Linked DNA regions of Mus musculus: regions 1 and 2 are each linked to region 3. A link is a loop called in an ENCODE intact Hi-C map of the cell type or tissue named here. Cell type or tissue: heart. All regions are shown on one strand.

Region 1 (8,000 bases), 830 kb before region 3:
CTCAGGACGGCACTCCAAGTCCACTGCTCCCCCTGCTGGCTGGATAGTAGAATACCCCAATGCAGATCATTTGAATGGAAACTCAGTTCCTACAAGAGAAACAAAAGCTTTCCTCGTCCTTACCTGCCCCTTTGTCCAGTTCCTTTCTGGTCTACTTCCATGCACTCCCCTCCCCTCCTAACTCTTGCCTGTCCCCTCCTTTGGTAGCCTTCTCTTTGGGAGATCAATCGCTAATCTCCCAGGGAATTGATAAGCAGTCACAAAGCGGCAGATGTTAAGTCCCACGGACAACAACCATCTGGATGTAGAGCTAACCAGTTCTACAGAAGTTGTCTCAAATTGTGGTGAGTTGAAGTAAGCAATCAACCTCCGAGGATCTAAACAAGGGAAAGAAATTGAGGATGAGAGGGAGGGTAAATTGCAAAGGATATTTTTGAAGAGAGTCAAGAGAACGTTGGGAAAAAAAATAAAAACTGAGCAAGACAAAACCAAGGGCTTCGGACTTGGAGCCATCCACATTTTAATCCTCTTCGTGATCTCCACCTAGTGTGCTCAGTGATGACAGCTGAGTTGTGAGGCTGAGACAGCGCACCACAGAACTGCTTTGTGAGGTTGGTAAAGAGTAGACACTGGACTGTCAGGACCACCCATGTTCTCACAAGAGCTAAATCTCCACCTACAGACCTTTACTCCCCCGTCAAAACTAGCAGTTAGCTTCCGTGGGTACCATCCTCTCAAGGCATAGCGAGATTAAATGATAACGTATCTGGATTTCAATTACACATCAATTTCTCCTACTATAGAGAGACCTGCTAATCCCGAAACCCTCCCACATCTGTTGAGTTATATTCCACCTTCCACCACCTAATAAAAACATACCTGGATTTTATTAACAGCTTCAAACATTTAATATATAAATTTGTACTAACCTTCCCATCTTCACAATTTAAAAATGATGTAAAGGAGAATTGCCCACAGAGATAAAGACATGCTGTAAGCTGGTGGTTGCTACCACGTGCCATTAGATAATGCAGTTTTGAAATGAAGGTTCCAGAGCTTAGAGCTGGCCTTTGTGCTGACTGGGGACTTCTTCTGCACAGTGCACTTGTAACTCACACGTCTGCTGAACGACTGACACTTGAGTTTTTCAATTTGATTTTTCTAAAAACTCTGGCCGTGGAAATACTAACTCAAGTATTATCAGCCCAAGAAATGATCATAATTATTAAACTCCTGTCCTCAGGGAACTCTCTTGGCTTATATGAATTTACTCAAGGGCTTTAAACATCATTAAATCACCTATTATCACTGGTGCTGTGCCCGGCTCTATGAGTGACAATATAATATATCCACTTCAAAGAAACATGGATGATTTGATTATAATTGTTTCCTTCATGGGTTTTTATCACTGATTATAGATCTACTTTCCCTTATAACACAGAGGTCTGGAATAATTTCTAAACTGTTATCAATGTACCTAAATTAAAAATTCCATTTACTATTTTGCTCATCACCATAAGATTTGTTCCTAATCAAATGAATAGAAGAAAAAGAAGGAGAAGGAGAAGGAGAAGGAGAAGGAGGAGGAGGAGGAGGAGGAGGAGGAGGAGGAGGAGGAGGAGGAGGAGGAGGAGGAGGAGGAGGAGAAGAAGAAGAAGAAGAAGAAGAAGAAGAAGAAGAAGAAGAAGAAGAAGAAGAAGAAGAATTGCTTCAGATATAATGTCTAGAATTTTTTTTCCTCTTAAAATTTTACCCAGATTGCTAGTAATGAATATTTATTCTCAGTTACTGCTCAGGGTGATATATTAAATTTTTAAGGTCCATACATTTTCTAGATTTTGCCCTCAGCTAAGCTATCACAAGAACAATCACTCGAAAACTATAAATTATAAGAGGGAACCTCAATTTTCCTGCCTCTACAGGAGAGGGCTATCTAACACAAACGCTGCTAACTCCACTAAATCCTTTGAAGCTTTGAAGAGAGAAAGGCAAATTGATGCCCAAAAGGTGTGTTTTCTCACCAATGCACAAATCACTGTATTTTGTAAGATTTGCAGGGTTACCAGACCTTTCTTTATTCTCACCTTTGTGAGGATTTCATAACTTAAGACTAATTCAATAAAACAGATTGATTTGGGGATGGCAAAAAGCAAAACAAAACAGAACAAAACAAAAGCCCTCTAGCTCTTTTTCAGGCTAGAAAAAAATGCAAATGTTTGGCCACCCCATATCACAGATATTATGATGGAATTGGTCCAAAATATTGTTTTTAAAAGTCCCCTTGTAAATTATAATTTGCAAGCTATCTTAGGAAAAGTAGTCTAAAGCCTCAGGGCTCTGAAATCTTCCTTCAGCTCACTGACTAAGATGGATGTTTGTACACATGCCTTCTCCCCAACAGTGTGTAGTATTCTGCAAGACTTCCCCAGACACTATCAAATACTGTCCAAACCAGAGTTTCTGGAGTGAGCCCAGGATACCCACATTGTTAATCAGAGTAGCAAGATAATTCTCACATACTCTGGAAATCCAGGTATGCTGTTGTCCCCACATTCTAAGATGGTCCTGTACTTTTCTCCCACAATATTTAGGACGGTAGCACTCAGAGTGTGGACTCTCTAAGCGGCTTTAAAAAGAGAACATGTAACAGCTCATTGAACACGTGAGCAATTAATTTTGGAACAGTTGCAGTATTACAAATGTGATTACTTATTGCAAACCCAATTAATCCAGTCAGGAGGAATGTTAATTACAAAGGAGTGTGAAAATTAGCATGAGTGCATGACTAAGTGCCCAAATTTTAGCTTATTATATTGTCTGCTAATTTACTTTCAGGGTCCTTCTTGGGGAAGTCTCATGAATGTTTGTGCACATGAACGATAAGGAAACATTAGTCCTCACACCAGCCTTGATTAAATCATCTTGGGACTTTCCCAATTAGAAAAACTCACAGCTTTAGAAATGGCTACCCTGGCATTTTAAATAGAGTTACTGAAATTTGCATCCAAGAATGTGTTAATGACATCAAATATTTACAAGTAACATTTTTACTACTCAAGTAATGGTCTTGAAGCTACATGGTTAGCTATTAGCTACTTGGAGTTAACAAAATCATCGATCTTCTTCTACTTGCCCCACACAAGACCTTCAGGGAAAGCCACAACTCCTATCTCCCTCCCATCTCCAGAGGGCGCTTCAATTCACCCAAAACCTTGAAATGGCTAACAGCCACTCACAGCATTACTCCAAGAAGGTAGGAAAAAGCCCAGAATGAGATAGGCAGGAAAATGAAACACAAAGCAAGTCAGAGCGTAACCGATTTTAAAAAATGAAATGAAATAAAACTCAAAACAGTAATCTCATTTCTTGTCTGAGCAATGAAATATGAATCAAAACGAATCCAGATATAATAGAGAGCAATTGGGAAGGTGGCCAAGCTCCCACGAAACCAGCCCTCCAACAGAAAATTTACTAGGGTTGTGTGTTGGTGACCAACCCCTTCTAGATATAAGGGTAAATCAAGGGGGAAAGTCTAGCTAAGTTGATGTGCTCGGCTTCTCCCTTGTGAGAATTTAAGCCTGGGAGGAGAGAACAGTGGAGCTGTTGATGAGAAGGCAAACCAAAGGAGATAATCAACGATGACTATCAGCCCCACACCAAGCGTCCCTGGGCAGCACTAGGCTTGGTGGTGTTTCTTAAACTCAAATAATCATTTGGAATCTTCTCACCAGCGTCCCTTTGTGCTTAAGTGAGAAAAATTTCTTGATGTTGAACAAAACAAAAGTATCTTAAAATAGTCAGAATATAGACTACAAGAGAGTATCCAAGCAAGCAGAAACAAGAACCGACCTTTGAGATGGTTGCAAAGATAAAGCACCTGGGAAAAGAGCATTTGGGGGAATAATGGATGTTTGTCATTTGTTCATTTACTGAGAGCCAGGGAGGCACTGACGGCATTTGTCCCTCACTATCTGCTCAAAGATGTTTATATAATGATAGCAAACAGCCTTGAAAGACAGAGATAGTGTTTGTCTCCAGAGCAAAGAGCAAGTGCCTGTCCAGTATGTCAAAGATAATGTCTCTCTCCAGGACACATCACACAGGTTGGCTCACAGCACATTGTAAAAGACTTAGCTTCCAGATGAGGTATTACTCAACTGTGACACGTCCACTTGGGTTACTCAACCATGGTCCCTGTGGGACGTGAGGGGCAAAGAACCCTAAAGCAAGCATAAAGCTCACATTCCTTGCCTTCTTGAAATAAAGTCTTTCATCTATGTGACCCCAGGAGTCACATGTCTATGTCAGCATTTATTAAACGGTGGCAGGCCAATATCTTAGCGTCAGAAATCTAGAAAATGTTCAGGCCCTTCACGGTTTGTTACAAACATTGCAAATAATTCATCTCAGAATGAAGCCTCTTTTACTCTGTATTCCTGTCTTTCAAGTTGCCTAGCAACTCCCTGGTCACCATCGATCTAACAATCTGCAGTCACCATGCCATGTAGAAAAGTGTGACGCAACCATTTGCTTCTGGAGATTGCTTGAGTTCTCTTCTCTGCCTAACAACCACTGCAGACATTAGCGAGCTTGATAATTTTATGTTGAGCTATTGTTATTTGAGAGCAGTAGCCATGAAAACGACCGTACAGTGCCATGTTCATACAGTTACAGTAGCTGATATTCAAATCCATAGCCAACTTTTGTTTGTTCCATCTGTTTTATTGACTGGTAGATACCAGAGACCCACTTGGAGAAGTTCAAGCCAGGGAGCATGCATAGGGAAATGAGCTCAGGACATCCTGCTGTGATCAATTCCTTTGTTCAGGCCATAATGTAGCTCCAGGGAGCTCCCTAGCAGGAACTTGTGACTTTTCAGCCCTCTCTTCCACAAGCTCCACCTTTTATCTGGTTTGTCTTCCTCCTGTGTATTTGTTCTTCAAATTTGGCTATTATAAAATTTTATCCCTCTTCTAATTCTGTGAAAAGGATTCAGTCTCGCTCACACAGCCCCAGCAACCTCTAGATTGGTATCTTTTGAGTTAGACAGCCCTTCCTAAACATCCACAGATTACTAAACATGGCTACCTGGACAACGGAGGGCATAGTAAGGCAATCTTTAAGGAGATGAAGCTGTGGAAGCAACAGCACAAGTACCAGCTCGAGTACCAAAGCCTCTGTGTTCTAGGTAAAATAGAAACAGCCCCGAATTCAGATGTTCAATGTGAACACTCATGTGCCCTTCTCCCAATCTTCCCATTTCCTGTCTCTTCTGAAAAAAAAAATACATATTTGTCTCCACAAATGCGAAAATTCTGTCTTCTCATTAAATCTTAAAATACAAACAGGTCTTAGATGGACATTTTTAAAAAGTTTGGCAGTGAGGCAGATCCAAAGAACACGACACACCATAGGGAAGCAGAATGCTGAAATACAAAAGAAGAAAGGTACAACTACTTTAGTAAAGTCAGAGAATAAGCCGGGATATCGGAGAAAGCTTGTACTTCCAGCACCTCGTACACAGAGGCAGGAGGGTAGCAAGTTCAAGGTCAGCCATGGCTAAACTAAGGACATCGTCTCAAAAAAATTAAGATGAAAAGAAAACAGAGAGACAAGAAGAGAAGGATACAGGAAAAGACAGAGAAATGAAAGGAGGAAGAGTTAGTAAGGGGAGAAAGGAAGGGAAGAGATTAAAGGTCAGAAAGCCCAGAGAACAAAGATCCCATGGCTATACTTCTTTGTAAAAAATAAATAAATAAAAAAGTTCTGACAAGAATTTAGGCAAAAGGTGTCTTCATATACAATTACAGTAAGCATTAACGAGTTCAAATTTTTTGGAAAGAAACTACCAGTAAAGAGCTAAAAGCTTAAAAGTGATTATATTTCTAACACATTTTATTTCACACCCTACATGTTGGTAAGGGGCAAATCTTTGGTTTTTCAAAAGTGTTTTGCTCACAGAGCCTGTAAGACAGTCTTGGCATAAAGGAGTGTGACTCTAGCTTTCTCTCCACTGCTTGGTCCAGAGCAGCTTCCAGCTGAAGGCCAGAATGGCTTGTCCAGAGCATCCTATACCACAGCGGGCCAACCCCACTGTCCAGAACATCACACATCTGAAGGCAAGGGGTGCACATCACAGAAACACCACAGGAAGCCCAGGCAGCTGCTAGCTTTGGGAGGTGCCATGACTCTTGTCGGCACAAATCCGAGAGAGAGAACAAGAAAGAAAGGCCCAGCTCTCAAAAAAGAAAAAACAAAACAAAACAAAACAAAACAAAACGAACTCTGAGCTGTGACCACTACTCATTTAACCCTCTGAACAGATATGACGGCAAATGGTCTGAAATAAAGATTTTGTGTGTGTGTCTGTGTGTGTGTGTCTGTCTGTGTGTGTGTGTGTGTGTGTGTGTGTGTGTGTGTGTGTGTGTGTGTACGTTTTCTTGCTTTTACTTCCATCAAAGACAAGCCCTAACAGGTTGCCAAAAGAAGGCCACCACTTGTCCTTCCTACATGTTCTTAGCAACAGAGGGGTAAATGAATCTCAGTGACTGACTCTCAACAGCCTTGAGTACATGTGCAAAAATAAGAGCTGACCCTAACATCGTGGCTCAGGCCAGTTGTCTTGGCTTTATTTATACCAACCTTGGAAATTAACCAAATGCCTAATAATAGTGGACTGGTCAGCACAGACGTGGGGCAACCATGTGATGGATGGTGGGACAGTTATTTTGAATGTTCTCAAAGTATAGTTAATGATGTGGAAAAGTTAACAACCATGCTTTAAAACAAACAAGTAAAGCACAATAGAATTGCTTCTAGTGCAGACGTTACGGAACTAGCACGCAGTGAGGAAAAAAAATCTTACCCAGTCAGTCAATATTACACTTGAAGATCTCAGAGGAGATCCCAACCGCCATGTGCACTACATGATTCTTGTTTTATACTGGATAGCTGCCTCTATGAATGAGCATCCGAAACTACTTGGTTGAAAATTAGGCCATATTGCAAAGGAAATACTTATATTTATGTAATGCATTTTATATAGTATTTATATTATAAATATATTTGCAAAATTATTTAAATTTACATATTTATATAAATTCATAAATCATACATTTATATTGTATAATATATTTATTTTATTATTTATAAAATATATAAATTTATATAACTTTAGAATATTTATAAAAATAGTATAACATATATTTATGTATTATATATTCTATCTATATATTAGACAGAGAATTGATAGAATATATTCTCCATCAAAATAGTAGTCACTGGTACAAAAATACACATACTATGACAGATAAAGAAAATGAAATTGATTTAAAAATATCAAATTTTAATGATCATCTCTTGGTTATTCTAGAGCATACATTCATTAGGAAAATAAAGAAAGAAATTTAAAATAAAAGTAAAACTTTACAAATGTATTTAAATCATCTTTTACACACAGCACATGTGTGAATAGTGTATAGTGAATAGTGTGTACCTCATTATATGCAATGTAAGTTTAAGCATTGTGTTTGATGCAGATATGCATAAAAATCCAGAAAGCATATGTACAAAAACATTTATATCCATCATCACTAATGACACAATAGATACTGCCAGACAATGAGTTCTTTCATCTTTCTGTAGCCTTCAGAAGCATTAAATGAATATATATTGCTTTCATTATAAAGAAAAATGATTATTTTAAATGGCATTCACAAAACACTGGTATCTTTAACATTAAGCTTTACTTTATTATAAATGCTTAATTCATAGTTTTCAGTGGACCAATTCTGCATCAAAAGACAAATGATGTAGTTAAAATTTTACGCTCAATAAATTCTAAGAATGCATCTGTGGTCAAGGATGTTTCAGTCCACAGGATGAGATTACTCTACCTTAGAAAAACAGAACTTTAGAGAAAACTGAGCGGAAAACAGGAAAATCTCTGAACACGGTTCTGAACATTAAGTGGTTCTTGTTAAGACTAAAAAAATTCTATC
Region 2 (8,000 bases), 970 kb before region 3:
GCCATGTGTGCATAGCTAAACAAGACAAGAGATAAGCTGTATAAAAAAAAATAAATTTAAAGGGGAAAATGATAACTCTGGTGTGGTGGTGCATTCCTGAAATATCACTTCCAAAGAAAATGAGGAGGGAAAAGAACTGCGAGTTCCAAGCCGGCCTGAGTACGTAAGGAGAGGCTGTCTCAGAGAGGAAGAAAGGGGCTCTTTTTTCTTTTTTTTCAGAAGAAAGTAATAAGTGTCATGAGGAAATAGTTATAAGGTATATAAGTGACAAGAAGAGAGGGGCCATCACCCCTGTGTTGATGGATGAATCAAGGAAGACTTCATAAAAGGAACAGGCTTTCAGTTCAGCCACTGAAGGATGACTAGGTTGTCAATAAGAGGATTTCGACATTTCTTATAAAGAGGAGAATGACGTGAGGACAGGTTCAGAGTTGGGAATGTAATTTGTTTTTCAGCTGAGTGTCTGAGTCAAGAAGAGTGAGATAAAAGAGTGCAGAGAGACTCTGAGAATCCAAATCCTGAGCCTTCAGCAAAACAGACTAAGAAAGCGTGAACCCTATTCTTCAGGCAAGCATTCTTAATTTTGCTTTCCACGTAATTTTCAAAGGGCCAGTGAACCTGTTACACATTTCCGTGATTGCGTACTTTTCTCAAGAAGAGAGACATTTCATTTCATCAGCCTGCAGCCTGGAATTTTCCTAGCTCAGAAAATAGCTCTCTGATCTGCCCACTCAAGACTCCTCTTGCTTTAGACGCTGACCCTAACACGCAAACACAAGCTCCTATCCTCTAGAGGTGGTGGGGTCCTTCTTGGTCCCAGAGTGACAGTCCATGATGCCTGGTGTGTACAAATTACTTCTTTCCAAAGAATGTGGATTTGGGAATTCTATTTTCATGAGCACCATGCAGCCATGGGGGAGTATTGAAATGTCTGAACAAATGTAACACATTACATGAATTTAATATTCATCACATGCAGTGCATTTGTAAACAATTTCAGAGCCAAAGAGATGGCTCAGTGTCTAAACTGCTAGCTGCACAAAGCATGAGTTCAGATCCCAATCACATACGTCATCATTCAGGCTCATGCCTGTAATGTTAGTGTTGGGAGACAGAGACAGGAGGGTCCGGGGAGAATGCTGTCCAGCCATTCTAGTCTAGTCAGTGAGCTCCAGATTCAGTGTGAAACCCTGTCTGAAAGTTTAAGGTGAAGTGCTATGGAAGGTGACATCTGACACAGATCTCTGACCTTTGCCTTTGCACACAAATGCAACCACAACTTCACACACATACACACACACACACACACACACAGAGAGAGAGAGAGAGAGAGAGAGAGAGAGAGAGAGAGAGAGAGAGAGACCTTCAGAAGCACCAGAGTTGCCCATCAGTTCTTGTTTTTCTACTGTCAATTTTCAATATTGATTCAGAGCTACATGCAGCCATTTTACCTGGGCAAGGTAGGTGTCAGTCATTCCTACCATGAATAACCCAGCTGGGGTCCAAGACCATTACAATAAGCATCTACCTGGATCCTCCCTCCAAACCATTCTTCTCACTATTCACAAGCATACTTTCCAACTCATATGAGATTAGATTACGTGTGTTGGACCCTATATCTTAGCTGACACATTTTTGGGATATATATATATATATATGTTGGTGTGTGTGTGTGTGTGTGTGTGTGGTCTACACTTTCCAGTTCCACATTCCAGAGCTTTGGTGACTTTGTCTTCCATACACACTGAAAATCACAAGACTTGAAGGCACATTGGACTGTACTTTCATGACTTCGGAGATCTACACATACTCACACCTATAGTGGAACTGTTATTTGTTTTCTTCATCTAGTCATTCACTTCCCACGTCATCTCTCTTGCCCTTCTCTAGTCCATCCAGGCTAAATCATCATCCCCTTGTATATCCTTGTAGCAGGAGATTTTATTACTATTGGACTCCATTACAGTTACTACTTACTTGTGCCTTCCCTCAATTGCCTTTATTTTTATATTATAAACATAGATACTTGATGAATATGTGAAGGCTCTGTAGAATATATCAGTGACTATCTTCTGTAGAAGATATTATTGAAGATACTAGGCCAGGAAGCCAAGATAAGATCCCCTTTAGTTCAAAGCCAGCCTGTGCAGCATATCGTGAGTTTCAGGCCAGCCCGAGCTACAGAGTGCAAAACCCGTCTCCAACAAAAGAGGCATAGAGAAGATGTGATGAAATCGTGTGGTTCATCTGAAAGCCTGGTGAGATGAGTAGCTTTGTCACCAGGGTCTTGGTCTGATTAAGTCCAAGAAAGAATGGATTGTTCATTGAGCTCAGCAATGAGGGTAATTGCTATGATACATAGGTATTAATAATGTGTAAAAGCATGGCTATAGAAGTGAAGACATAGGTTGGGGGGGGGGTTAATGAAGTAGGAGAAATAGGGCCATTGCTTAGGCACCACGAGCACAGGATCTGCAATAGTAAGGAGAGGAATCATCTTAGACCTGGAGAATAAAGCAGAAGTGGAAAGAATCAGCATTGTCAAGAAAGAGAAGAGCTCCTACCCCACAACACAAAATGTGTATGGATTCGACCATTACTTTGTAAGAACAATGATGTCTGTTAAATCCAGGAAGGGATTAAATAGAAAGAACAGGTCCCGGGTGTAATTCATTATCACTCAGAGGTACAAAGAGTTATTTCCATTGCCCTTTATTAAGAACTCTCCCCCAAGCAAAGTTCACATATAATATAGAGTCAAGACAAAGGAAGAATAACTATAATTTCATAAAGTGGGAACAGGCATTAGTACAAAAGGGCAGTGAAGATCACTCGAACTGAATCTGCTTCCCATCCAGGGTGCCCATATAATTACATTTAGTTACACATGGGTAGGCTGTGGAAACAGCTGGATGGACCTTAATTTAATTTAACTAATTGATTTATTGGTTTCATTAATTGCTGTCAAAGGATACAAATACTGTCCCCAGGGGCCACAGTTTAGTTGGTCATCGCTACAGCTTCTAGAAAGTAATTGGATTTCTTAGTTTCGGCCTTAAGGTGAGCTATCAAAGAGGAAGAAAGATTTAACAATATACTGACAGTGCAAATAAAGACGGAGGGATGCCTACTGGTACTGACAGTGTCTTCTGGCTTCTCAGTTTCATCCATGACAGGGTCTCTTCCCGTCAGTCTTCCTTGATTCCCGTTCATCACAGAATATTACTTTCATTACAACCCCAAGTGTGTGGTCTCTCACATTCTCTGTTTTCTCTGTCTCTGTCTCTGTCTCTCTCTCTGTCTCTCTCTCTTTCTCTGTCTCTCTCTGTTGCTCTTTCTCATTCTTTTTTTTTTTTTGGATTTTTTACCTTTAAATAGGAATTTCCTGTATTAATTGATAAATAATTGACACTGAGTAATTAAAAAACACATCGACTTAGTTCTCTTGTTAAATTTCAGCCTTTGCTAATGCTAAGGCCAAGAGCTTTGGGTAGTTAATGACTATTGTCACTTTAAGGGAAATTAATAGATACACAATTTCACATATTGAAAAGGAAAAAAAGAACTCTGAATCCTATATTTATTATCCTTGATCTTTTGTCTCTGCATAAGAAATGGAATTACAGAGGGAAAGAAAAAACATTGTAAGTAAAACTTTTGAAAAGCTTTATTCAGTGGCACACGGAGGCACAAACAATATCAGAGAGAACAACGCTTACTTTTATTCCTTTCTCCCATCTCTCTCTGTGTCTCATTTTTTCCCCTAAGTTTGGCATCTTGAGGATTCTAAAGGACCTGTATCATTCAAAAGAACTTAGCTTGTGCCCAGCACAGCATGGCCACTAAATGAGAAGCTGTGATGTGAGCAGTGCAGGTAGGGGGCGCTGTAGAGTGCGCCTTAGAACCACAGATCAAAGGAAGTCGTTGCTTGTTACTCCACACAAGAGAAGCCTTGCTCAGAGATACTTCCAGAATAATTGGTAGGAAAGGCATCTTGAAGATGCTCAAGTCTTGCATCATTCAAATAAAAAGTAACCAATAAAAGTGGGTTGAAGGAAATTAACGGAGTCTCCTTTATATTCAAAGGCTTAACAGAACCCTGGGAAATTAAAAAATTAGGAAATATTTTTGTAAGCACACAAAACATTTTATTTTATAATCTTATTGCTGCGTAGGATTAAAGTGAGAGATTTTCATATTTACTCTTTTTCTCATAATTTATTCCTTTTATTGAGAATAGATTTTTTTTCTTGTATAACACATTCGGATTATGGTTTCTCCTCCCTCTGCCCCTCGCTGTTCCCGCCCATCTCCATCCCATCCGGATCCACCCCATTTCTGCCAATCATTAGGAAGAAAAATAAAAGGGATTATTATTGAAGGAATAATGATAAAATAAAATGCAATAAGTTAAAAACAAAACTAACGCATTGGACTTGAACAGAACAAACAGCAGAAGGAAAAGAGCCGAAGAGAAGACACAAGAAACAGAGACCCACTCATACTTACAGTCCCATAAAAAAACACTAAATTGGAAAGCACAATATGTACACAAAGAAACTGTAGTGTAAAAAGAAAGAAGACAAATATATGTAAGTGAAATTAAATTTTAGAAAGGAAAAGGGGCAAGACATAATGCAACATTGTGAGACAAGGAACCTCTAAAGATGCCACTGAGTCCGACTGAGTTTGTAGACATCACGTTCTCGAAAGCTCATCAGTAGAGAAACAGGGCTTCCTTGCCTACCATGTTCTCTAGTGTGTTACACCCCTCTAGGATGAATGGCTAGACCCCTACAAAAGGTACATTTCCTTTCAGTTTTTAAAACTGTTGCTTCAGAGTTAATTTTGGACCCATCTGTTCTGAGAGGAGAGACAAAGTTTCTAGGAGGGGAGGAGGAACACGATGTGCGCTGCGATTTCACCAAAGGTCAAAACCCTGAAGGTCCAGGGGTGGTGCCGGTGTTCAGTGTCAGCTCAGTACAGAAGAGAGATGAGAAGAGGCTCTGGTGTCCAAAGAATACAGAGAGAGAAGCAAGCAGGATCCACTTACATCGCGGCTTCCTGCCTCCAGTTGCATTTTCCACGTGTATAATTTCATTGTGTGTGGACTCTGGTACCTTGGCTACTAAACTGCATTGTCCTTATAATCACAGAGAGCTACTAAAATAATGGAGTTAAATCTTCATAAAATAATAACAGCATTACCTTAACTGCCTATAAAATATAGTTTGCACACTCTATTGACATTCATTCACATTGAGTCATGGCCTAATTTTGCATCCCACAATTTCTTATGAGCCTTAATATGCTTCTAGACTTTATGACTGTCATTTGGTTTTTGACTGTACATGTACAAATGTAAATATAGAGACTGTTGGTAATATGTCTTATTTAATATACCAAATGATCTCAATGTGTTTTGCTACAACCCCAAACAGCCTTTGAAAAGTGACTGTGTGGTTTCAAGTCAATGAATTTCAATGTCAACCTCACTGCCAACAACATGATGACCAGGGTGGGGTGCCTTTTTTCTAAAGGATTTGTAAGCCAGTGTCTAGTGAAATAACACTGTGCTGGGCTCTCGGGTGGGTTTGAGGCTATCGAGACTCTCTGTAGGTAATTAGTCCCCTTTAAATGTAAATATGAAATTTTGTTAATAGGCTTTCAGAACTGAAAGAGATTTTCTAATAAAATCATCACTAATAACCTGACTCCCTCTAACAAACCTTACTTCTACCCCCACAAAGGATCAGGGTTCCCCTTGTGACACCAACCCCTTTCTGCTGGAATCCAGAGCTACTGCAGTCTTGATTCAAACCACCCAGTTTTATTTCATGTTCCTTTAATGGAGAGCTGGCCTTTCTGCCGTGGGCCTCCTTTTACTGCACATGCAGAATAAGGGACACTGGAATAAGGCAGGAAATCTGAGCCTTGAAGCAGTAGCATAAACAAACAAACAAACAACAACAACAACACACACACATACATACATACATACACACACAGACTAGCTGCCCATTGCACATGCCATAATAGATCTCCTCAGAAACTGGACCAAACTGGTATTGACCAAGGATCAGTCAATGATGTCAAGCCATGAATTGCCTCTAATGAGGACTCTAACTCTAGCTTCAGACCACAGCTCAAATACCTCATCTTTCTTGATAACCAGCATTAATAATTAATACCATTTCCCCTGTGTCCCAGGCATTATATAAATCTATTTTGTCACTAAGAGTCTGTCTTCCCATGGGATGATGATGCATGTCCAGGGAAATGAATGTATCTTATCATTTTTCTATCTTTGGAACAGATTAGTAGTTTAACAAATGTCTGAGGGTAGAAAAAAAAAAGTCAAAGAAAAACAGGAAGAAGATAGCATACTCTTTTTATTGAACATCAGGGGGCATCAGAGAAAGAATGAAGAAGTATATGAAATCTTGCCTCCTCTTTTTATGACAGTGAAAGCCTATGAGCATAGCCAGACAGTCCTAACCAGTATTGTGAATTCGTTTCTAAAAGCAAGGCAAGCTTATATTGCTCTTGACCCTCTGGTAACTCTGGCCAATGTGATTTCAATCGTTTACTGTTTGTTCTGGGAAGTCTCAACAACGAACACCGTGTCCTTGCAAATGTAGCAAAGTGCCTGCATTTTCTTTGGTTAGGAGCCCTGTATAGTACCATGGCATTTTGTAGAAAATCATTTCAATAATGTGTTTTGAAGCAGATTGATTTTGCAGCCGCTCTCTGCACTCCTTTGCAGCTGTGTTCCTCCATCCAGTACTTTGTACTGTAGTCTTCACAAAGCAACACTAGAGGGACCAGCCTCATATTTTTCAGAGGCCTTTTGTGTCAACCAAGCCAAGTACAATTAAGGCTGTTCCCAGAAAGAGGAATGGATAACGTTGGCAACTGGGCTGTACCACCCAGAACCACAAAATGAAAAAGCTGCAAACGTAACCAACATGGTTTTCCTCGGCATTTATAACTCAGAAGACCTACGTGGCATTTTCTATGGCAAGGGGCAGTACTTTGGGAAATTATACTTAAAAAATTAGCCAGCAGTCTCTCGTGGACTCAAGAGAAAGTCTGCAACCTGGGTAGGGGGGTGGAGGGTGGGGGCGTGGATTGGAGCAGTAAATAAGCAGGCTTGTTGCTTAGTAATACTGTCAATTTTTCTCCCCCCTCCCCCCACCTCTCTCTCCTCTCTCTCCTCTCTCCTCTCTCTCTCTCTCTCTCTCCCTCCCTCCCTCCCTGTCTCCCTCCCCCCACTTCTCTCTCCTCTCTCTCTTCTCTCTCTCTCTCCCTCCCTCTCTCTCTCTCCCTCCCTCTCTCTCTTCTCTCTCTCTCACACACACTTCTAAGGGATAAAATCAATTAAATGTCAGATTTTTCCCAGCTGATAAGCACGTTCAGATTTCAGACTAACACCTCCCCCCCCCAAAAAAAAAATAAAAAAACAAACAAAAAAAAAAAACAAAAAAAAAACCAACCTATGTCTGTTGGTGAGAATAAGTGGGGAGACATACAAAGTCCTCCTTTTTAAGATAAGGTCATAAAGCAATCCCATAACCCTTCCTCTGGACATTTTGCTCTCCGTTTTTGCTTCACCTGTGGACCGGAGAACCCACATAGCTGGGCAAAACAGTGCTGTGCTGGTGCTTACAGACGGATGCAAGGGAAGTAGTCAGGCTAGTGACCCAAGTCTTTCAGAACTAATAAGGTGAGTGAATCAGATAAAATTAATGAAGGGGGGGGGGGAAAACCCTCTCTTGTCTGTAATGTCAGACAACACTGTAGCTTTAATTTGTCGATTTCACAAAGGCCTTCTGGGCTCCCGAGCTCACTCCGTTAGTGAGTTACCTCGCCTGCAGATTCTCTCATCCCTCTGGTCCCCGTGGTCTGTTCTAATTAATATAAAAACCATGCTGCTCTAATAATTTGACCATACCATTTCTCTCCTCAAATCCTCGTAGTAGCTTTTAATTGCACTAAAA
Region 3 (8,000 bases):
CCATGTCTCTGTGAGTCCTTTGGAGCTGTAATGCTATGAATGTGCAGCGGGCGCCGAGGAGATTTGCATTCTGCTGCAATGCAATACTCTTCCTCGCAGAAGAAAGCAGTCAGCTCTCACTAATAGGAGTTTTAATGATGCTTTGCCAGAGTCCATGTGCACAGCCTGGAGCCAAAAGGCTCAGAAAGAGCTTTGAATTCAACAGCAGTGTTAACCACAGAGGGAGCCTTTTGCAGAATGATAAAACACGGCTAACCTCAGTTGGATTTACAGCTGGCCCTGCGCGGCCCTCTGCCGAATAAGTCTGGTCTATGTACAAAACTTCAGTTTTGTCCTCCGGGAAGCTCAACCTTCCAATTCAGAAGTGTTTGCATAATTTAGGCAAATTGACCAAAACTTGTAGAGAAAACAAAACTGCCACAGTACAAGAAACCAAGCCGATAGGCCGTTGGCTTCCTCCAGTGATGCTTGCTTGAGAAAGTTGGCACCAGGATAAATAACAGCTCACGGGCGGTGCGTGGTGCGCGTCTAGGCAGCCGGCTGCTGTGGCAGCTCCGTGGCTTTCTCCGAAGTGAACTACGGTAGAGTAAGCAGACTGTCTCCACCAGCACAGCCATAATACCAGTGAGCAGAAACTCCGTGGTGGGGAGGGGCATATCGAGTTCTCCGAGAAGAAAGGGAGGTTTGCACCTCTCACTATCAGTCAGGAGAGTCAGAGCCTTCATAGTCAAAGCTAGCTGCCTGGCTACACTGAATTAATAATGATGGCTAACATCTTCCAGCATTTACTGTGCCCCAGACACTCTTGTAAAAGGGCTTTACACATGTCAACTTAGTTAATCCTCACAACGGCTCAATGAGGTACATATTATTATGATCTCCGTTTTAAAGGTGAAGGGTGGGAGGCACGGAGAGAGGGCAAGCGGTTAAGTCAGGAGAGCAGCTGCCTGGCTGCGGGAGCTACAGGTTTATCCGGGACAATAACAGGCACTGATGAGTTCCTGGTGCGGCCTGGCTGGCTGTGCAGCTGCAGAGCTGGCTGTCCTGTTTGTGCTCACAATAAGCCCCCATTAATGAGGGAAGCACGATTGGGCTTCCTTGCTCTGGCAACCTGAAAGAGCCTATAGAATACAGATGCTATTGTGAACGCCTTTGTAATCTGGAGCTTCCCCCACCCTCTTAAAAAAAAATAAATAGAATAATCAACTTCTTAATGTATCCATAGGGAATTCAGGAAAGGGGTGAAGAAGCCGCTTCTGTTTTTGAGGCTTTTGCAATCATTGTTGGCGAGACAGAGCCAACAGATGGGGAACAATGGGGAGAGACTTGAGGCCTGGTGTAAGCAAACAGCCCTGTAGTCTGCCTGTGAATGGTGTGGGAAACAGAGGGAGGCAGACACTTGATGCCTGGGAGGGGGATGCAAAGGAGAAAGTGAATGGTGCTGAATGCAGTTCCTAATCTTCATTCAGCTTTTCCTGAGCTGAAAATGAAGCCATAAATTACCTTCAAGACCTTTTCCAGCTCTAGTGTACCCTTTTATGCAAGGGAGATTTTTATGGGTGATATGTATTAAAAGTCAGACACACCCAAAACTGATATGCCCAGACTACAGCTCACATGTTCAAAGTGATACAGTTTCTTGACCCCTGTGAGCTCCCAAGTGCATACACATGCCAGCTTTCATCTCACCCTTCCCTTGGCAATTAATCTAATAATGATGTTTCCCCCTTAGTGTTCTCTCCTTGTCTTGAACTATCATGGCATCCCCATGAAGGCTAGAAAGAGTCTCGAAGAGGCTGTTCGTCTCTAGAAACAAAAACATCCTTCCTCTAGTCTCTTGGCCTCTATTTATCAAATACTATTTCTTCAGTGAAGTGTTTCTCGAACCCCCAAACCAGTTGATATAATTTCTCCCTTTTATAATGCCCCATCCTTCCAACTTTTCTGGTTTTGATTCCTATAGACCAGATTTGCATTTTGTATCGTAGTGCTGTGTGGTTTCTTTCATTTACCTGAAGGAACTGAGATCTGGATTACAATTCACTGTCTCTTGGCTTCAGCCTGGTGGATCCCAGTAGCATACAGCAATAACTCAAGTCCATAGCCATTGAGTTATGGTATGTGGAGGCAGGGCTTCCAGCCAAGCCAGAAATGTATCAGATAGCTTTCAGCCAAGGCAATTTATTGTAGCATGTTGGTGTTTGTTCCTAAGTCGCCTTTGCTGGTGACTGATGTACCATCCTTCTAACACTCCTGAAAACCTCATAGTCATGCTGAAGAAAGAAATTCACCCAGGAGAAACGCCAGACGGATCAGGAGTACAAGCTCCCCGCCCTTTTATGCCCTGGAGCTATCAAAGGCCACCTAGCAACATTATCAGACAGGGAAAGGAGGGCATATCTTTGATTTCTCAGTCTTGCCTGGGGCCTTGACTGACAGTAGCTGCTGTTTTAACCTCCATCTGTGTCTTCGTGCCTTTTTAGAAGGGACTCAGGAAAGCTTGCTCTGGCATTATGGGGAATATCATCAACCTAGGAGGAGAATTCTGAACATGAGATGCAAGCTTGTCTTGCTTTCCCACAGCCCAAAACAGACGTATATGACAGTGAGTATGGGAAATAAACATATAGAAGAAAACACGTCTAGTTCGTTTACAGAACGCTTCTTAATACCAGTGACGTAGGAGCAAAGGATCGTGGGTGGGCGGCTACTCCTCCCTGACAAGCCTTAATTACTTTTATATTTATTAGACATACATCTTGAAATGATTCTATAGAATCATAGGCAAACCTATGGTAAAATTTCAGCAGAGAAATTCATCCTCGAAGCAAAATTTAATCAGCAAGGATAATGGTTTATATGGATTAAAACACATTTTTAAAATCTGCGTTTGATTTCATCTAGACCTCGTTTTTATCTGCATTGGCTCATTTCTCCCATTTTTGAGAGATTTTGCAGCTGGTCTTTCAGGTTCATTTTTCAAGGAATACTGCCCTCATGCGGCCGGGTGTGCCAAGACCGCTCACTCTCTGATTCCCTCCAGAGGACGGTCTGTGTGGCTCTGTGAGAGAGAGCTTTTGCTGCTTGAGGCTGTGTCTGTGGGTTCCTTTCGAAAACATGAATCCTTAAAATGCTTGCCAGGGGATGCACTCTGGTGCAGCTTTTGACTCAATTATCTGCTTACTGCATCAATAACCAACACATGCAAAAATAATCAGTCGCTGATCATTTTACACACTCGGAAAGTCCTCACAAACCCGACTCCTTTAAAGTCAGTAGAACGCGTTAGCCTTGCTTATTCCTGTTAGCTGCCTCCTTGTTACGATCCATGTAAATCAGCCAAGGCAGAGAGAACAAAACAAGAATCCTAAAACGTGGTGCGGGGAAACTTGTAAAGGACTGAAATTTGACTCTCCTCAGTAATTAACATAGTGGAACAAACAACGGAGGTGGGCTCTGTACTTTCTTAAAAAGACAAGGTTTGACAAGATACTGTTTCTCAGCTCCAATTCAGCCGTTCTATAGCAAGAATATCTGTAAGCAGACAGAAAATATGCAACCCTTCTCTCCACTCTTCCCGGGTCCTGCAGCTTCATTTGCATGATACACTCCAAACAAATTCTCTGCAAGAATGTCGATTTTACATTATATCCAGGGAAATGCGCAAAGTGCTACCCCAAAAGGTAAAATCAAATCGATGAATCTTTGCAACTGGTAAACTGCTTCTTGGTTTCTGTGAACTCTGAGGGCTAAAGGGCATCCTGGGATCTTAGGAAAGAAGGCTTAGAAGCCTGCCATATTTCTTTCCCACATGAAGGGCAATTTTCTTCCCTAGCTATACTTTGCCTTCAAAAATTTGTCAGAGGTAAAGAAAGAATGCAAACGCTGCCTGGAGTACAATTGCGGGGTCAGTGTTCTGATTGAGACAGAATTATGGCGAATTATTCCCATGAGTTGATTTTGTGAAGTGTGTGCTGGTGTGAGGGTGGAAATACAAGCCGGCGCTAGTGTTTAAACAAGGCTGCAAGGGCAGTTGCTAGGAGACCCTGCACACAGCTGATGCCCCCACTGCGGGCTCAGACGTGCTTTGTCTGAAGAACCCGGCCTTTCGCAGTCAAAGATGACATTAAATGTATAGTCTGTCAAAATTTAGGTGGAGGAAAAATTCAGGTGGACCAGGGCTCGGTTATTGCTTGTGTCAATCTAGCTATTCTGACGTCCATCACCCATTAAGGATGGGTTTTGAAAGGGAAAATATAGCATTGTGCCAGGAACCAAGAGCCTCCGGAAACGCTCAAGGGAATTTAGTTACAAATGCAGTTTGAATACCCCGATATGAAAGGCAGATGGTCTGGGTACCAGTTCCGGGAAGCAGGCGGCCCCAGCTAAGTAATCACTTCAATGTTCCAAATAGAGGACCTTGAGTCCACAAACAGAGACTTCTAAGAGGAAAGGCGCGCGAGTGTGATTTTAGATCCCGCCGTTTACAAACAACCATTTCAGTCATTTGTGGGAACCGTTTAATAGACTTTTATGAGAAACACATAGGCTTCCAGTTTGTAATTTAGACCTTAGAGATGCATCGAACTCGAGAGCTGAAAGTGGCTTAGAAGTTCCTCAAGCGCCCCCAACTGGTGGAAGGAGAAAACTGACCCGCTTTGTGGATAAGTGCAGTCTAAAAAAAACGTTGCTTTCTTGGTTTTCAGAAACTCAGGCAAGACTACTTGCCTTTGTAAAATAGTATCACCCACCCTCTGCCAATGCTCAAGATATGATACCCGGTGAGGAGTAAAGTAGAGGAAAGAGGAACATTTTGAATTTTGTGTTTTGAATATCAGTAGCACGGGAGCCAGAGACACAGTCAGTTAAGATTGCCTGTCTTCTCCAGGAGAGTCATGTTGTTCTGTGAGCATCGAGACCAGAATCATCCACAACTCTTTGTAGTGCTTTTCCGTGTACAAGCACATTCTGTGTATTAATTTTTTTCATTTGTTTCATAAAGTCTGACAATTGCTCTTACACGCTGGTGGTGAAACTAATAAGGATTTGATACAAGGTTTAGTTGTAACTCCACTACCCTACCTCCAAATAAGGAATAACTTCCTTGGCCAGTGATCTCACAGAATAGCTAATTGAAATCTCAAAGTGGTTTGAATTTTTAATTTTGTTTGTTTTGTATTTATACTTCATAGCCAGGAAAAACAAAAACAAAACAAAAAAACCTCTGTACTTTTTTTGCTTTTTTATGAAAAAAAAAAAAAAAGAAACCCCATCAGCACTTCCCATGTTGGAGAAATTAGTATTACTAACCCTGGTACATAGTAACTTTCGGAATGTTGTTCCAGGCAGCCTTGAGAGAACTGAGCTGGTTGGGTTCAAGAAACAGAAGGAAATAAAAATTACCCATCAGTCCCACTCTTAAACTTTACTGCAAAGAGATGTCTTTAGAGAGATGGAACCCAGGGGCTGATATGGCTTCTTTGCATCCTCTTGGCAGAGCTTAGGGGCCCAGGACTTGTTGCTTTAGCCCACAAAGCTCTGTCCTTACAGAGAAAACCAGTCTCGATGTTCCCTCCCCTCCCCTTTTCCTTCGTTCTAGGAGATGCCAACCACCATGCGGGGAGGGTATTCAGACAGGCTCCTGGAGAGACTGTGGACAGAAACCAAGGCATCAGGATCAACTTGTTAGTTAACTAATCAAGTCAGTTCAAAGCGGCATCAGCTCGCCCCTGGCCTTCCGGTCTTTCATCTGAGGTCCCAAGCATCAAAGCGCCAAGATAAGCCTTTCCATTGTGCTCTGACCTAGGGGAAATTACCTGAGAAAAGATTACAAGGTTACATGGTTGCTTCAAGCCAACACATTTGGGGACTGTTTGTTAGGTGGGAAAAAAGAAAAGGAAAGGAAATAAAAACCCCACAAACACAAAAACAAACCAAAGTAAACAAGCAACCAACAAACAAAAAACCCCCAAATTATTTGCCATTTGTTGTTGCAGAGGTCCACACAAGCCTGGGTTCTTTTTTTGTTTGGTTGTTTTGGGTTTGTTTGTTTGTTTGTTTCTTTCCTTGTGCTTATGAGCCACCCACTCACCTCCCCCCCCCCCCCCAAACATTCACATGTGGTTACAGGTTTGAGTAGATCCTTTAATTAGATCCTTCTGTGTCTTTTTTGTTTGTTTGTTTTTCGAGATAGGGCTTCTCTGTATAGCCCTGGCTGTCCTGGAACTCACTTTGTACACCAGGCTGGCCTTGAACTCAGAAATCCTCCTGCCTCTGCCTCCCGAGTGCTGGAATTAAAGGCGTGTGCTACCACGCCCAGCTACAACCCTTGGTTCTTAGTTTTCCTGACTTCTGCATTATAAATAACGATGGTAATTTCAATTACAGTACTAACCCTATTGCCAATTGGTATAGAAAACTTGGATCAGATCTCTGCTGAAGCCCATACAGCTGGAGGCTCTCACTGCATTTGTCCGTGTTGTCTATTAACCCAAGTAAATCTACAGTTAAAGCAATCTCTGTACAAAGCTTTAACATGCAAATATATGAGACAACAACAGCAAAAATTGATGCAGAGTGTCCTGAGATTTTACACAACTCCTTAAGTATGACAGAGGAGAAAAAAGGCGGTTTTCAAGCAATCCCATAATGCACAGCTGTGAGCCCATAGCAAAGATAACCCACTCCTCTGCTGGAAAGTCAGAGAGGGCAAAGGACTTTGCTCCCACAAAAATTCTAATTTCTGAAGATAAGTTTTAGGAATCTGCTTCTCACTTCTTCCCTGTGTTTGCATTTAACAACTGTAGCTTAATAGTGTTAAATCCATGTTTAAAGTGATATAATAAACAAAGGAACCATTTGTGTTCCAGAGATAACACACAGTGGGTAGATTGTGTGGTATACAGCCATTGAGATAACAAGCACCTGGGCCTTTGTGCCTGCTCCCTCAGGTCCCCAGGGAGTACAAGAGGGTTGTGGAACCATTTGCCTCAACATCACTGTCCTGTCAGGAAGGTCTTCCTACCATCAAGATCAGAAGACATGTCCGAGACATGTTGTTAAAGACTAATGAAAAACACGTTGTCCAGGACGGGAGTTTTCATTTTAAGAGACAAAGCGGAGGAGGGTTCCTGTCAGGTCAGACTAGATGGTGTAAAACATGGTCACTTCAAAATGTAGTCTCCTGTGGCCTAAGCAATGGATGCTATTTGAAGCTAAGTCTAGGTAATGACGTCAGGTCTCAGATTTTTTTTTTTCATTAGTCACAATATTCCAGATACGTTGCTATGACTTCGGTGAGAAATTAAATTTCTATTTTTTTTAAAAAAGATTTACTTATTTATTATGTGTAAGTACACTGTAGCTGTCTTCAGACACTTCAAAAGAGGGCATCAGATTTCTTTACCGATGGTTGTGAGCCACCATGTGGTTGCTGGGATTTGAACTCGGGACCTTCGGAAAAGCAGTCGGCGCTCTTAACCACTGAGCCATCTCGCCAGCTCCTAAACTTCTATTTTTTAAAATTCAAATTATCTCTGAATTTTATTCTTTGGTTCTTTGCTTCTAGTAGAATGGTAGAAATAATGTTCTTAATTTTGAAATTTTCTTCACAGAAACTTTGCTTTCTCAAAATATTTGACAAAGATACATTTATTTTTTTACAGCTATGAACCTGGATCTTTAGAAAGGCAGAAGTTATACAAATCAGATATTAATAAGATAAGCTTTTGGAGGTTGGGGCAGTAATTAAGTGGAAAACACTGGCCTAGCATTCATGAGGCTGTGCATTCAACCACAGCATCCAACCCAAACTGAGCCAAAAGACCAGCAGCTGCCCCCAGCGCAGCTGAAGCAACAAGAGAACAACAGAAGCAAGGACCCGGGGGCTTAAATAATAGCATTTCTTCCACAATGCAATGATAAGCCCTGTATCCAGGGTGAAAGATCAATGAGCTAGTTAACCTAGGAAGAAAAAAGTAAAAGTTAAAGAGCAATTAACA

What was found. Hi-C counts contacts between places; a loop is a spot of excess contacts. Peaks named below come from ENCODE experiments on the same cell type or tissue, not always from the same donor. Only the 100,000 strongest peaks of a DNase experiment are listed, where the experiment ranks them.
Region 1: a loop joins it to region 3, with 5 times the contacts of the local background. A loop is called at or near these places in 25 of 42 quality-filtered maps.
Region 2: it touches region 3 in a loop (2.9-fold over the local background); 12 of 42 quality-filtered maps call a loop at or near these places.

Annotation. Positions count from the first base shown.
Region 1 is chr6:4,545,902-4,553,901 of GRCm38, forward strand. No RefSeq gene overlaps it. Among named protein-coding and RNA genes, the nearest start is that of Gm33959, 37 kb to the right of the region's middle. RefSeq lists an enhancer at 7,636-8,000. In heart, CTCF peaks have their summits at 39 (motif pointing left) and 3,199; no DNase peak of the experiment used is centred here; H3K4me3 peaks cover 436 bases.
Region 2 is chr6:4,410,488-4,418,487 of GRCm38, forward strand. All of the region lies in intron 3 of Gm46948 (a long non-coding RNA gene), which reads right to left. Among named protein-coding and RNA genes, the nearest start is that of Gm33788, 10 kb to the right of the region's middle. In heart, CTCF peaks have their summits at 3,876 and 6,811; no DNase peak of the experiment used is centred here; H3K4me3 peaks cover 275 bases; H3K27ac peaks cover 467 bases.
Region 3 is chr6:5,379,723-5,387,722 of GRCm38, forward strand. It overlaps a transcript of Asb4 not described here. Among named protein-coding and RNA genes, the nearest start is that of Asb4, 6.7 kb to the right of the region's middle. In heart, CTCF peaks have their summits at 3,002 (motif pointing left) and 4,639 (motif pointing left); a DNase peak (open chromatin) is centred at 3,019; H3K4me3 peaks cover 2,690 bases; H3K27ac peaks cover 3,740 bases.